Regions from separate parts of the Homo sapiens genome. Here region 2 is linked to region 1. Evidence: chromatin contacts called from ENCODE Hi-C or POLR2A ChIA-PET data. All regions are on one chromosome and are shown on one strand. The core of a region is the stretch at or near the end of the contact, and the rest is flanking DNA. Distances in the headings are between cores, read along the strand shown.

Region 1 (6,336 bases), core at 1,601-4,100:
ATCCCCAAGGGCTTGTCACCTGTATACACCAAGAATGGCTTTTAGGTTTCCGTTTCCCGTTCGTCTAAGCAAGCCTGAGAAAGAACACACTGTGGCTGTCTGATTCAGATGGTCCTTTCTTCCCCCACATCTCCATTCATTTATAACTCATTCTTTCTGGTTCACTGTGACTGTGATTGTAACTGAGCACAGGACCCTGGAGAGACTCCTCAGCTTGTAGGGGGATGTGGCTGTTAAAGAGAGAACCTCTCTCCCAGAGGGCTTGGCTACTGAGACGTATTTTTCTTCCTTTCTCTTTTACAAGTGGAAAATAATGCCTGGGAGGAAAATGAGACAAACAGCGGCAATTCCAATTTCACCTAAGCTAGGATTTATTTTATTTTTTTTACTATTCCCAGCTCCCAGATAAATTCTCTCCCTGATTTCTGTTATATGTCACTTTGGCTGACATATGTCAAGTTCTTAACATTGATGAAAAATAACCCATTGGGTGGAAATGAATATCATGACACAGAGGTGATTTTACAGTTTTGTTGTTTTAATGAATGAAAGGTTAACAATAAGAATTGGACTAATAGTGTTGGAAACAAGCCCTCGATTTATCTGCAGAACAGACCCAAACTTCTCAGCTCTCCTCCCTCCTCTCCAGTTGACCACTCTGCAAGGTTGGTTACTCTAAAACTCCACCAGTGTCCTCTCGGGGAAGAGGTGATAGGTGATTAAACAGATTGTCCGTAATGCATGGCTTATCTTTCTTTAGGCTGTGATCTTGCTTGACAGTCATTAGTTACATGTGTATGCATCTTACCCACTTAAAAAAATGTTTTTTTTATTTCAATAGCTTTAGAGGTACAAGCGGTTTTTGGTGACATAGATGAATTATATAGTGAGGGAGTCTGGGCCTTTAGTGTACCTGTCACCCAAATAGTGTACATTGTACCTAATAGGGAATTTTTCATTCCTCACCCCCGTCCACCCTCCCTCCTCCTGAGTCTCCAGTGTCCACTGTACCACTCTGTATGCCCATCGCTTAGCTCCCATTTAGGAGTGAGAACATGCAGTATTTGGTTTTCCATTCCTGAGTTACTTCACTTAGGATAATGGCCTCCAGCTCCATCAAAGTTGCCCAAAAGACATTTATTCTTTTTTATAGCTGAGGCGTATTCCATAGCATATAAATGCCACATTTTCTTTATCCACTCATTGCTTGATGGGCACTTAGGTTGATTGCATGTCTTTGCAATTGTGAATTGTGCTGCAATACACATATGAGTGCAAGGTGTTGATATAATGACTTCTTTTCCTTTGGGTGGGTACCCAGCAGTGGGACTGCTGGGTCAAATAGTAGATCTACTCTTAGTTCCTTGAGAGCTCGCCATACTGTTTTCCATTGAGGTTGTACTGATTTACCTTCCATTTTCTCCTTTTTTTTTTTTTTTTTTTTTTGAGACGGAGTCTCACTCTGTCACCCAGGCTGGAGTGCAGTGGCACAATCTCTGCTCACTGCAAGCTCCGCCTCCTGGATTCACGCCATTCTCCTGCCTCAGTCTCCCAAGTAGCTGGGACTATAGGCACCCACCACCAGGCCTGGCTAATTTTTTTGTATTTTTAGTAGAGACGGGGTTTCACCGTGTTAGCCAGGATAGTCTTGATCTCCTGACCTCGTGATCCGCCTGCCTCGGCCTCCCAAAGTGCTGGGATTACAAGTGTGAGCCACTGTGCCCGGCTCCATTTTCTCCTCTTTTAAATGGAGAACTTCCTAAGATGGGCCATTCACGTTTTTCCCACAGAAAGTCTTCCACATAGCAGACACTCAATTATAATTACAAATATTTGTTGGTTGAATGAATGAAGGAAAGAAAATATTTTAAAAGGTACAGACAAGAAGAATTCCGGGAGCTGTGAGGCTCAATTTAGTTGTATGCTGTCATTCATCACCACAGTCTTGGCCAGATTTTCAGTGCTACAAATCGATACTAACCAACTGGTAGGCAGAGACGTATAACCATCTCCTATAAAATTGCTAATTCAGTCTGGGTGCAGTGGCTCAGGCCTGTAGTCCCAGCACTTTGGGAGGCCAAGGTGGGTGGATCACTTGAGGTCAGGAGTTTGAAGCCAGCCTGACCAACTTGGTGAAACCCCGTCTCTACTAAAAAAAGTACAAAAAAATTAGCCAGGCATGGTGGTGGGTGACTGTAGTCCCAGCTACTCGGGAGGCTGAGGCAGGAGGAATCACTTGAACCTGGGAGGCGGAGGTTGCAGAGGAGCCAAGATCGTGCCATTGCACTCCAACCTGGGTGACAAAGTTAGACTCCATCTCAAAAAAAAAAAAAAAAAAAGATTGCTAATTCAAACAGTAATATGGATTGCTGTTTGAAAATGAAACAAGGCATTTGCAGTCAACAATTCTGGACTCATCTCAGAGTTATATGCCATGGTCTGTACCAATGACCAATGCTCTCAGTAAGGGCTGTCTCCAGATGCCAAGGCAATGCGGTAAACACCCTCTAATATTGCCCCAACCAACTCATATATTCAAATATGTATTGAGATGCTGACACAGTTAAGGAAGGCAGAATTTGTTAAGTCTTCTGCGGAGAAACTGAAAAAATGGAGTGAGAATCCATTTTTAGCGGAAAAAAAAAAAGGCGATATAAAACATTTTCTTAAGAGGTTTAGCATATTTGAAAAGACGTGCCAAAAAAAAAAAGTATTCTTTTACTAATTCAATTAAAATGATCTCAGTCACTTCGGTATTTTCCATTTCTGGTCAAAATCTAGACAACAAAGAAGGAAGTGTCATCTGAGGTAATTATGGTCTAACCAGGAGCAAAATAGGCCCCAGGCCTCACAAGGAAGCTTGACTGAAAGAGGAACTTTGACTTAGTAAAACCGAACTGCTGGGGTCGAACTGACCAGCCCTAATTTGGAGCAGGTGCAATCACTCTGGCCATTTGCTGACAGGCAGCATGAACGAGGGGAAACAAAAAGCCCGGAGAAGTACTGAGTGCTAAGAGGCTTTCAGAGGCGCCTGTTGCTAGGGAACCACTTCCTCTGTGTTCATACCCAGCGAACTCAAGCTATTCAGATATCACTGGAATAATCTCTCTCAGGCTCCGAGGGGAAAAGAAACAGCTCTCAAAGCTCAGACGTCATGGTAACACTGGGAAAAGCCCAGCTTTTCCAGCAGACACCGAAGAGCCAATGATACCAGGAGAAAACCAGAAGTGAATGGGCATCTTGTGTTTTATTGAGACACAGAGGACAGGCACCTTCTGCCTGACCCCACCCAGGTGCGTCGGTGGCAAACAGTGACACACCCACAACCCACATGTAATTTTACTATCAGTTCTTTGAGAATGAGATACTGTTCTCTTCATCTTCAGAACCCACGTCATCTAGCCCAGTACTTTCCACACCATTCTCCAAGTTGGTTTAATTCAAGTTCTTCATTCCATAAATATTTATCGAGGACTTGGTTCTATGTGCACTGCATGGATGCTATGATAGAGATTAAAAAAGACACAGAGACAATTCCCCTAAAGAAGCTTCCTGGTCTTAGAAACACAAACGAGGATGAGGTTTGTCTACAAATAATGGTAACACAATGGCAGTATAAACAACATGGTAGGTTTCATTCGTAAGCCAAATATAAAATTCTAAGCCCCACAACCAGCTGAATGGACCTCTCCTCTTGGCCAAGGGCATTCTAAAATAAGCACACCAGTTCAGGCCATGATGGGAATGCATGATCAGACATGCCTCAGTTTATATTGCTCCCTTTGGAATTCAGGCACTGCTGACTAACATTAGCATTAAAACAGAGACCATAAGACTGACAAAACAGACTCTGCGTAGCAATAAGATAACCACATGACAGACAGCAGGACCTGAAAGAAATCAAGATATTTTATCCCAAAATACATTTCTTTGACACATTTTGAAATGGCACTGCAAAGCTGTCTCTTGTGGGGAAAACCTATGTTTTATAGAGAATTCCCTTTCCTTTCCAGGTCTTTTTTCTGATCTAGGAGAGAATTAACTAAGAGTCTGGCACCTTTTAAAGTCTGTTAAGAAACATTTACCATCTAGTCTCTCTGAAGCCTGCTATCTGGAGGCTTCATCTACATAATAAGAACCTTAGTCTCCACAACTTCTTATCTTAACCCAGACACTCCCTTCTATTGATTCCACATCTTTAGATAATCACTTAACACTTTCAAGCACTTGCCAATCAGAAAATCTTTGAATCCACCTGTGACCTGGACACCCCCCACTTCGAGTTGTCCCACCTTTTCCAGACTGAACCAATGTACATCTTACCTGTATTAATTTATGTCTTATGTTTCCTTAAAGTGTATAAAACCAAGCTGTAGTCTGACCACCTGGGCACATGTTCTTAGGATCTCCTGGGGCTGTGTCACAGGCCATGGTCACTCATATTTGGCTCGGAATACATCTCTTCAAATTTTTTATAGAGTTTGACTCTTTTCATTGGCACATTGTTTGACCATTACACATAATAAGGGCCAGTGGGCACTCAGTGCAGAGTTAGTATTGCTGCTCTTCAGTCATCAGAGATGCAGGCATGTCCTGTGCGTTTCCTCCAGTATCCTTAACACATGGTTTCATCTCTTGGGTCAACACCTGGTCCGAGGTGGCTGCCATAGTATCCTGTCAATGTCCCAGATAGGAAGAAGGAGGAAGGACGTGCTCCCTGGAGGAAGCTTTCCAGAAGCCCCACTTTTGTCAATGCTACATTTGAGGTCTTCCTAGCAAAAGCATGAAAGCCTCTTCACCTGCATTATTGTTTTGGGTTGTAAAATCAGTCTTATTCGCATACAGTTTTTTTTTTTCATTAGGAAGGTTATATAAGCTCATTACAGAAAATTTGGAAAATAAACGAATTCATTCTTAACTCTGATTTTTTTTTTCTTTTGCCATTGAGATGGAGTCTTGCTCTGTCACCCAGGCTGGAGTGCAGGAGTGCAGTGGCATGATGATCTGCCTCCCAGCTTCAAGCAATTCTCCCACCTCAGCTTCCCTAGTAGCTGGGATTACAGGTACCCACCACCATGCCTGGCTCATTTTTGTATTTTAAGTAGAGATGGGGTTTCACCATGTTGGCCAGGCTGGTCTCGAACTCCCGACCTGAGGTAATCCTCCCACCCTGGCCTCCCAAAGTGCTGGGATTACAGGCATGAGCCACCGCGCCCGGCCTCTCGATACTTATTTAAGAGTAACAAATACTTATTGCTTACGTATTGTGCTACGTATTGAGCATTCTGGTTTAGTTCCTCCATTCCATAAAACTATGCATCAGTTGTTGTGTTCTGTACTTACAGTTATGGTAAACATTTTTATATCCTACTTCTTTCTACACAGCATTAAATCATTAGCTTTCTTTCTATTTTGTTATATCACTAAATTTCAAGAAGTCGTATATGCTCATAGTAAAAGTAAAAATAATATTTTTTAAAAACTCAACCATATTCCCTTGCTCTTATGCTTACAATGCACTCTACTCCAATTTTAGGATAAGTTCAGCGTTAAGTGTTAATGATAGTGAAGGAAACTTCTAGCGTCTGAGCTACATCCCAGAGTTCCCCAGTAGGATGAAACTCCAGTCACCAAAAATGATACTCTTCCTAATAAGCAATGCTTTATTGGCCTCTTTCTACTACTGACGCTTCCTGAGACAACCTCCAAATTAAGCAAGCTGTACTAGAATCCTTGTCTCAGGGTCTACTTCTGGGGGAACCAAATTAAGACACCACTTGACAACTTTAGCTAGTATATCATTGGCCAGCCCTATCTATAAGGAGCCTGGGAAATATTGTTTTAGAGCTTGGGCTATAACTGCACTTGACAATATTAGGATTCTCTGGCTAAAGAATATGAATATTGGATAAACATCTGGCCATCTCTGCCATGTGTGGATAAGATATATCCACACATGGCTGGGCGCAGTGGCTCACGCCTATAATCCCAGCACTTTGGGAGGCTGAGGCGGGCAGATCACCTGAGGTCGGGAGTTCGAGGCCAGCCTGACCAACATGGAGAGACCCCGTCACTACTAAAAATACAAAATGAGCCAGGCGTGGTGGTGCATGCCTGTAATCCCAGCTACTTAGGAGGCTGAGGCAAAATTGCTTGAACCTGGGAAGCAGAGGTTGCAGTGAGCTGGGATCGCGCCATTGCACTCCAGCCTGTGCAACAAGAGTGAAACCCCGTCTCAAAAAACAAAACAAAACAGATATATCCACACATAACCGTAAATTATGAGCCATAAGAAGGGGACTGGGGAGATTACTTTTTTGTAGGTACTTAATGACT
Region 2 (6,336 bases), core at 1,782-4,281, 100 kb before region 1:
CAGTCCACACCCGGCAGGGTTTTCTCAGGCCATCCAGGGCTCCCTCCTTTGGTGACACTCTCCTGGGCCTCTCCTGGGTCTGGGGCTGGTATTTCCTTGCTGATGCGAAGGCAGCCCCTGGACCACCCTCCCTCTGTCCTCCCCCTGTTCTCCCCCAGCTTTCTGCCCACACTTCCTCTTCCCTCCCTTTAACGCCACCAGCAGTCCAGGCAGAGGGCCACAGCCCTGTCCTCTTCTCTCGATCATGCCTCTGGAAACCCCATACACCTTTACCCCTTCTGCTACAAGAGCTGTTTCTAAAGTGTGTGTGGAGATAGTTCCTGACTTCCCAAGCTCTGGCTCTGAAATTCCAACTTCGTACTGGAATGTTCACCTCAGAATCAACAGGTGTCAAGTTGAGCTCCCCTTTACTCACGATTTATTGAAGGCCTCTGAGGTGCCAGACACTGCCCAGGTGCTGGAAAGGACACTGAAAGGACAGAGCCAACCCCACCCCACAGGGCCTACACTGTAGCAGAAGTCATCCCAGGCGAATTTGAGTTTGAGCTATTGTTTCTCAAAAGCAACAGAGACGACAGCACACACACCATTCTTCCACTGAGAAACAATCCCTCGCAGTCTTCCCTTAACTTCCTTATTTCTCCCAAAGGTTCTATCTCACAGGTTTCAACCCTAAGTACAGAATCGATCATCAGTTCCCTTCCATAAACGCATCTGAAAATCGCCCCCTATCACCAGTCGCTCATCCCTCATCCTGGGAATTGTGCACTTGGCTTCTCCATGGCCTCCATCCCCTCCGGTTGCCTTTCCCTCTAATCCGGCTGCATCCTCAGTCAAATCCAATGAGCTAACTCATTTAATCAGATCAGGGCTACCAAGCCGAGCATCACTGGTCACCTCAGGAGAGGATGCTAAACTGCTTGGCCTTCTGTGGCCCCCTTCTCGATAGTGGAGTCCTCAATTACCTTTACAAATGTGTGGTTCTTAACTCTCTGGCATCAACTCTAGGCAGCCAGTACACACCAAGCCCGTGCACGTTCCCATCTCCACCTCTGCTTCCGATTTCCTCCTGGGCAGAAATCCCTCCTCCCCAGCCAGTAAAACTCCAGGCACCTTGCAAAGACCAGCTCACAGCCTGCCTCCCCGAGTCTTCCCGGGGCCTCTCCTCCGGAGACATGTCCTACTGTTTGAACTGCTGTGGAAGACTCCACTGGACGCCCCTTGCCTCAGGCACTTCCCCGCCTGTGGGCTAATTTCCCACGTTTCCACACTGTCTCCCCTTGAAGGACACAGAAGTCAATCTCTGCAGAAGGGAAAAGACCTCTGAGTGACTTCCATCCTCTCCCCTATGCTCTGGCACAATGGCTTGTACATAAGCCATACAAAGTAGCAGTGGCCTCACAGTGACTAGCAGACACAGAAGAGCTAGGAGAAAGCTGGAGCTGCCGACTCCTTGTGCCTCTGGCTGACCTCCAGAGGCCAGCAAACCTCTCATCTTACCTCCTATTGCCTTCCCCAGCCCTGGGCTGTATGTCACACTGTGTGCACCGTATTAAAACGTACTGAATGGGCCGGGCACAGTGGCTCACGCCTGTAAATCCCATCACTTTTGAGAGGCTGAGGCAGGCAGATCACTTGAGATCAGGAGTTTGAGACCAGCTTGGCCAAGTAGAAACCCCATCTCTACTTAAAAAAATAATAATAATAATACAAAAATGAGCCAGGCATCGTGGTGCATGTGTGTAGTCCCAGCTACTTAGGAGGCTGAGGCACGAGAATCGCTTGAACGCAGGAGGCAGAGGCTGCAGTGAGCCAAGGTCGCGCCACTTCACTCCAGCCTGGGCAATGCAGTGAGACTCCATCTCAAAAAAAAAAAAAAAAAAAAGTATTGAATGAACAGGATAATACGGGCGGTTTAGAGTACCCAAATGAAGGAACTCACCCCACCAAGTCTTCCCTGGCTCCTCCTCAGTGTTTCCCCTTTACACTCCTGCAGGACTCCATTAATACCTCTTGTAGGATACTGAAGTCTGATTCTATTAAAATTAAATTTGAAGTTGTCTTCTTTCTCATGTTAACCCCACAAAGGGAGGGCCTGACTCGCACTCAATTCTTAACCTCAGAAACATCTCAGTCACATAGTGGTCAGCTGAAACTGACCAGATAATGCTCACCTTACGCTTAGAAGGGCAGACATCAGATTTCCAAAAGGAGCCAAAAACTGAGTAGGGGAGGTCAACCCACGCTTTGAACAATTCTGTCTTCATTTGATCTTGAAAGAGCTCAGAAATAGTAAGACATAATCTTCTTAACACATACCAGTACAGAGAACCAAATACCCATTTCTCTAACCAACAGACGTGCTTTTAAGATGGCTCAAAAAAATCCTCACTAAAACTCCGTAACATTAATTGCTGTGTATCAACAGTGAGTCTTTTGCCAAAGAAAGATAACTTAGACTTTTGTCTGGTGAGAAATAGATATATTAGTACACTGGCTTGCATAAATATTCCCATGAAATAATTAGTTCATTAATATGCAGCACATTAATCTGCAAAAACTTCTAAGCAATGGAAATCCTGCCCAATTAATGGATTTCTTTAATAACTGATTGCCTTAAACTCATTGGCCTTAAAATTGATAAATTACACTTATCAAATAACATTTGATAGATGACTATTAAGTGATTTGGAGTTTCTCTCTCCTATGTAAAGTAGCTTGATGAAATCTGAAATTCAAGGACTCTTGATTTTACCAGCAAAGCACGTTCTGTGGTCTAACAGTGTCACCCAGTGGTAAAAGGCACAGTTTGGTGTTCAGGGGAGCTGTTGCTTTTTAAAAGAAATAACCCGTCATACGTGTTTCTTTACTAAAAGGAAAAGAAAAAAAACACTTTTTTGAATTGCAAGAAGAAAACTAGTACGTAAATTCTAAAAAACATGACTGGCACAGAAGTGAGCAGCTCTTCATCCAAGGCCACTCTGAAGCCTTTGGAGACCACTCAGGAAGGAGCATGCAGTCCTGAGCTCGGCCTCCTGAGCTCGGGAGAGAGGCACGGTGGTGTAGGACCCGTGACTCAGGAGCAGTGCAGGAGGAGTTGAAATCAGCCCGTTCTCCAGGCCAAACGAGAGACCACAGGCCACCCTCGCTCTCAGCTGCACTGTGTCCTTCCTGTTTTGCCTGTCTACCATGCAGCCACAATTCTCTAAAGTTCAGCACTTCCAGAAAAAAGAAACAAAAAGCAGCCAATTCTGTTCCAAGGTTCACTATCTGATCCTAAAAACTTTAAAAAAAAAAAAAAAAAACCAAAAACTCTCATATGGTGAAGCTTAACTGAAATAATAAATTATTTAGCTTCCTTATCTGCAAAAAGAGAAGGCTGTGCCAGATGACCCTTGAGATCCCTTATTAGTGAAATGTTCTGATAATAAAGAAGAGTTTGGCTCACCTGCTGGTCTCCACCACACAGGTTTATAACCAAGAGCCCTACAGCTCTTGTCCCACCCTGAGGGCCTGACTGACCTGTGGAGGGCCCCACCTTTCGCCTCCATTCACTCACCCCTGTTCCCAAGAACCACTGACTTCTTTACATGAAGCCTACATTGAGTAAGTTTTTAGGTACAGATGCTGAATTACCCAAGCTGTATCCACCCTCACTCCAGGCACCCCGAGGAGAGACTCAACTGCTTGGCCCAGGGTTAGAGAGGCCCACACGGGAAGGCAGAGTGGAGCAGATGTTATTTAACCAAAAGTCTGTATCCTGGGGCTCCCAGCTACCACAGTCAAGAAACACATTTTTAAAAAATCAAGACCCTTGAACTAGCAGCAGTAGTCACCCATACCGTATACGATAAATAAAAGTAAGCCAATGTTTATTCTTCTTTGCATAAAATCACCTATACCAACACTTATACATTACAGCATCATTCAGTTAATTCAAGTCTGAATCCCAGAAACTCTCCTGAAATCAAGCCACAGTTCAGCCCTATTCTTCCTAGTTTTTCCTGACATACTTTTGCTTACTCTATAAATCCACGGATATTCTTCTTGCCTACTCCCACCAAAGCCCAAATACACGTGAAAAAAGTTAATCATGAAGTTTTTCTTATTCCCTTACATTTAGAAAATCAGCATCTACTCTCATAGACTACTTGTAAGAAGACAAATTTCTGCTACTCTCTGAAGAATTTGTTGGCAATGTGTAGCAAAAGGCCTTACCGTGAAACACCCTTGAACGCAGTAATTCCACTTTTAGGAATTTACCCTAAAGACATCAACAGAGATGTAGACAAGTGTACACAGAATGATATTTATTCCGGCATGGTCTATGATAGCGGAAAAAATGGAAGCCATTTAAATATCTAATAATGGAATACAGTGCAGCTTAAAATCATCCATTATTAGAATAAATAATGAAAGGGAAAATATTCACAAGGCACTAAATAGGAGAAAAACATTAGGCTCCAAACAGTATGCCCTTTACTTTGGAAAACAAATGCCTACGTGTGTGTCTGTGTGTACAAATGCACAGCATGGTGATCCTCAAAGTGTCATCCCAGGGTCCGAGGCATCGGCACCATCATGGAATTAGTTAAATGCAAATATCGGAGATGCAGTGAGTCAGTCTCTGGGGGGTGGGCCCGGCAACCTGTGTTTTATCATGTTTGCTAAGTGTCACATAACCTTTGCAGTAGACATTAAATTTATTCCATCATACAGATAGGGAAATTAAGGCCCAGCGAGACTAGGTGACTTGCCTAAATCTACAAGGCTAATTAAATGGCAGCTAGCAGCATCATGCAGCTAGCTCCAGAGTCCATGCTCTGAGCCACTTTGCTACAGCACCTCTCTATTTTAACTCTCCTATTTGGACGTGTGCTCTTTCTGCTAAATTAATGGCAGGATGCATCCCCCTGTTGTCTGATCACCTTCATAGTGGTTTAGCGCTTCTGTTACAAAGCTATTGATCTGGGGGCTGGGGGTGTCCTGGGCTCTATCACTAACATCCCCATTAATATATCTCTTGATGAATACCTGGTTGACATCTTTGAAGGCTAAAAAAAGATATTTAGATCTAAGTGAACATTAAATACCAGCACACATAAGCAAAAACTTGAATGCCATCAGCAATGACATGCAGCAGATACTGACTAAACACACAAGGCACCTGTTGCCTGCTAGAGGGGAGAGGCCATGTGGCAATCCCATGCACAGCTTCCAAACCACCTGGCCACCATCTTTGAAATTATACAAGTTTTGATTGACTTCTTTTCCTTTTTTGGTTTTTGCATGATTTCAAAATTTGCATGTAACAGAATCCTTATTTATATTATGTTATAGTCACAAAATTAAAATTGGTAAAATAAAGTTATCACACTTAATTCCTAAATTGCAAGTTCCTGAATAAAGAGACCTCCCTTGGAATTTTTCTCCTATGTTATTTTCTGAGGAGAAAACACCTCGGTCATTCATCTCAGGAAACTACAAAGAGGATGGACTGAGAAGATGGTTGATTTCGGCCTAATCATTCCTGAGAGGAAGGAAAATACACAGACCACGAAAAGCTTCCTGCTGGGCTAGCTTTCAAAGCCCTCAAACATTCCTGTCTTCAAGAGCTGACTAATAATTCCGTAATATTTATGACCTGGCCCAACTGGCCAAACAAACTAATACTTTCAAAAGAAGAGACTATCTTCAAACAGACTTAATGACAGAAACTTTAGAAGGAACACAGAGACCAGGTGTTCAACTTCCTCATTATGACAGATGAGGAAACTGAGGCCCAGAGAGATGAAATGACTAAGTTAAGAGAGTGGCAAAGACATTCTGGACCACACAGTGGCAAAGCTCGGACTAGGACCAAGATTGGAGTCTGGTCCACTCTTCACTACCCAACACTGCCTCTCACTTCTGACTGCTTTGCAAATTTTCTAAATTGACTGTCCACATTTTCTACTGATCTGTGGGTGTTTTGGCACCGTGAGTAACACCACCATTAACATTACCTCTGGATCAGTAACTGGATGGCATCTTTGAAGACTAATATGTTTCAACTGTAAGTACACTTTAATAACAGCTCGACAGTTTTATCTGCTTCTATAGCTGATCACGTTTTAAGATAGTACAGTCGTCATGATGATTTTTAAAGCTTCTCAAGCTAGGCGAAAACTACCCATCTGCCTTTTTTAAAATTTGCATTATTACCATTGAGCAGCTACAATGTTTAAAAACCAGTGACTGCTCAGACACGGTTATTTAGACATCCTCTAAGTCCCTACTTCCCACTGCATCTTGCTCCATTAAAACCTATTCCTCAAGCATCAGCATTCAGAATGA

The links. Hi-C counts contacts between places; a loop is a spot of excess contacts on that map. ChIA-PET counts read pairs that join two places held with the same protein, here RNA polymerase II (POLR2A). Pooled maps may share reads with other maps.
Region 2: a loop to region 1 is called in a map of naive thymus-derived CD4-positive, alpha-beta T cell, with 4 times the contacts of the local background. The contact joins two enhancer-like sites. A Hi-C loop is called at or near these places in 2 of 168 maps with a recorded cell type or tissue (OCI-LY7 and naive thymus-derived CD4-positive, alpha-beta T cell), 19 of 37 single-sample maps with no recorded cell type and 12 of 50 pooled maps. POLR2A ChIA-PET finds 5 or more read pairs at or near these places in 11 of 52 experiments (BJ, CD4-positive, alpha-beta T cell, CD4-positive, alpha-beta memory T cell and 8 more).

The regions. Positions count from the first base shown.
Region 1 is chr10:14,645,366-14,651,701 of GRCh38, forward strand. All of the region lies in intron 2 of FAM107B (family with sequence similarity 107 member B), which reads right to left. Among named protein-coding and RNA genes, the nearest start is that of FAM107B, 130 kb to the right of the region's middle. RefSeq lists enhancers at 1-109, 2,627-2,796, 3,300-4,499, 3,327-3,827. Within about 2 kb of position 2,851, at least 28 of the 41 ENCODE cell types and tissues checked have a DNase peak (open chromatin) inside an H3K27ac peak, as active enhancers do; they include CD4-positive, alpha-beta T cell, where a contact is called at or near this core.
Region 2 is chr10:14,540,405-14,546,740 of GRCh38, forward strand. All of the region lies in intron 2 of FAM107B (family with sequence similarity 107 member B), which reads right to left. Among named protein-coding and RNA genes, the nearest start is that of MIR1265, 110 kb to the left of the region's middle. Within about 2 kb of position 3,032, at least 21 of the 41 ENCODE cell types and tissues checked have a DNase peak (open chromatin) inside an H3K27ac peak, as active enhancers do; they include CD4-positive, alpha-beta T cell, where a contact is called at or near this core.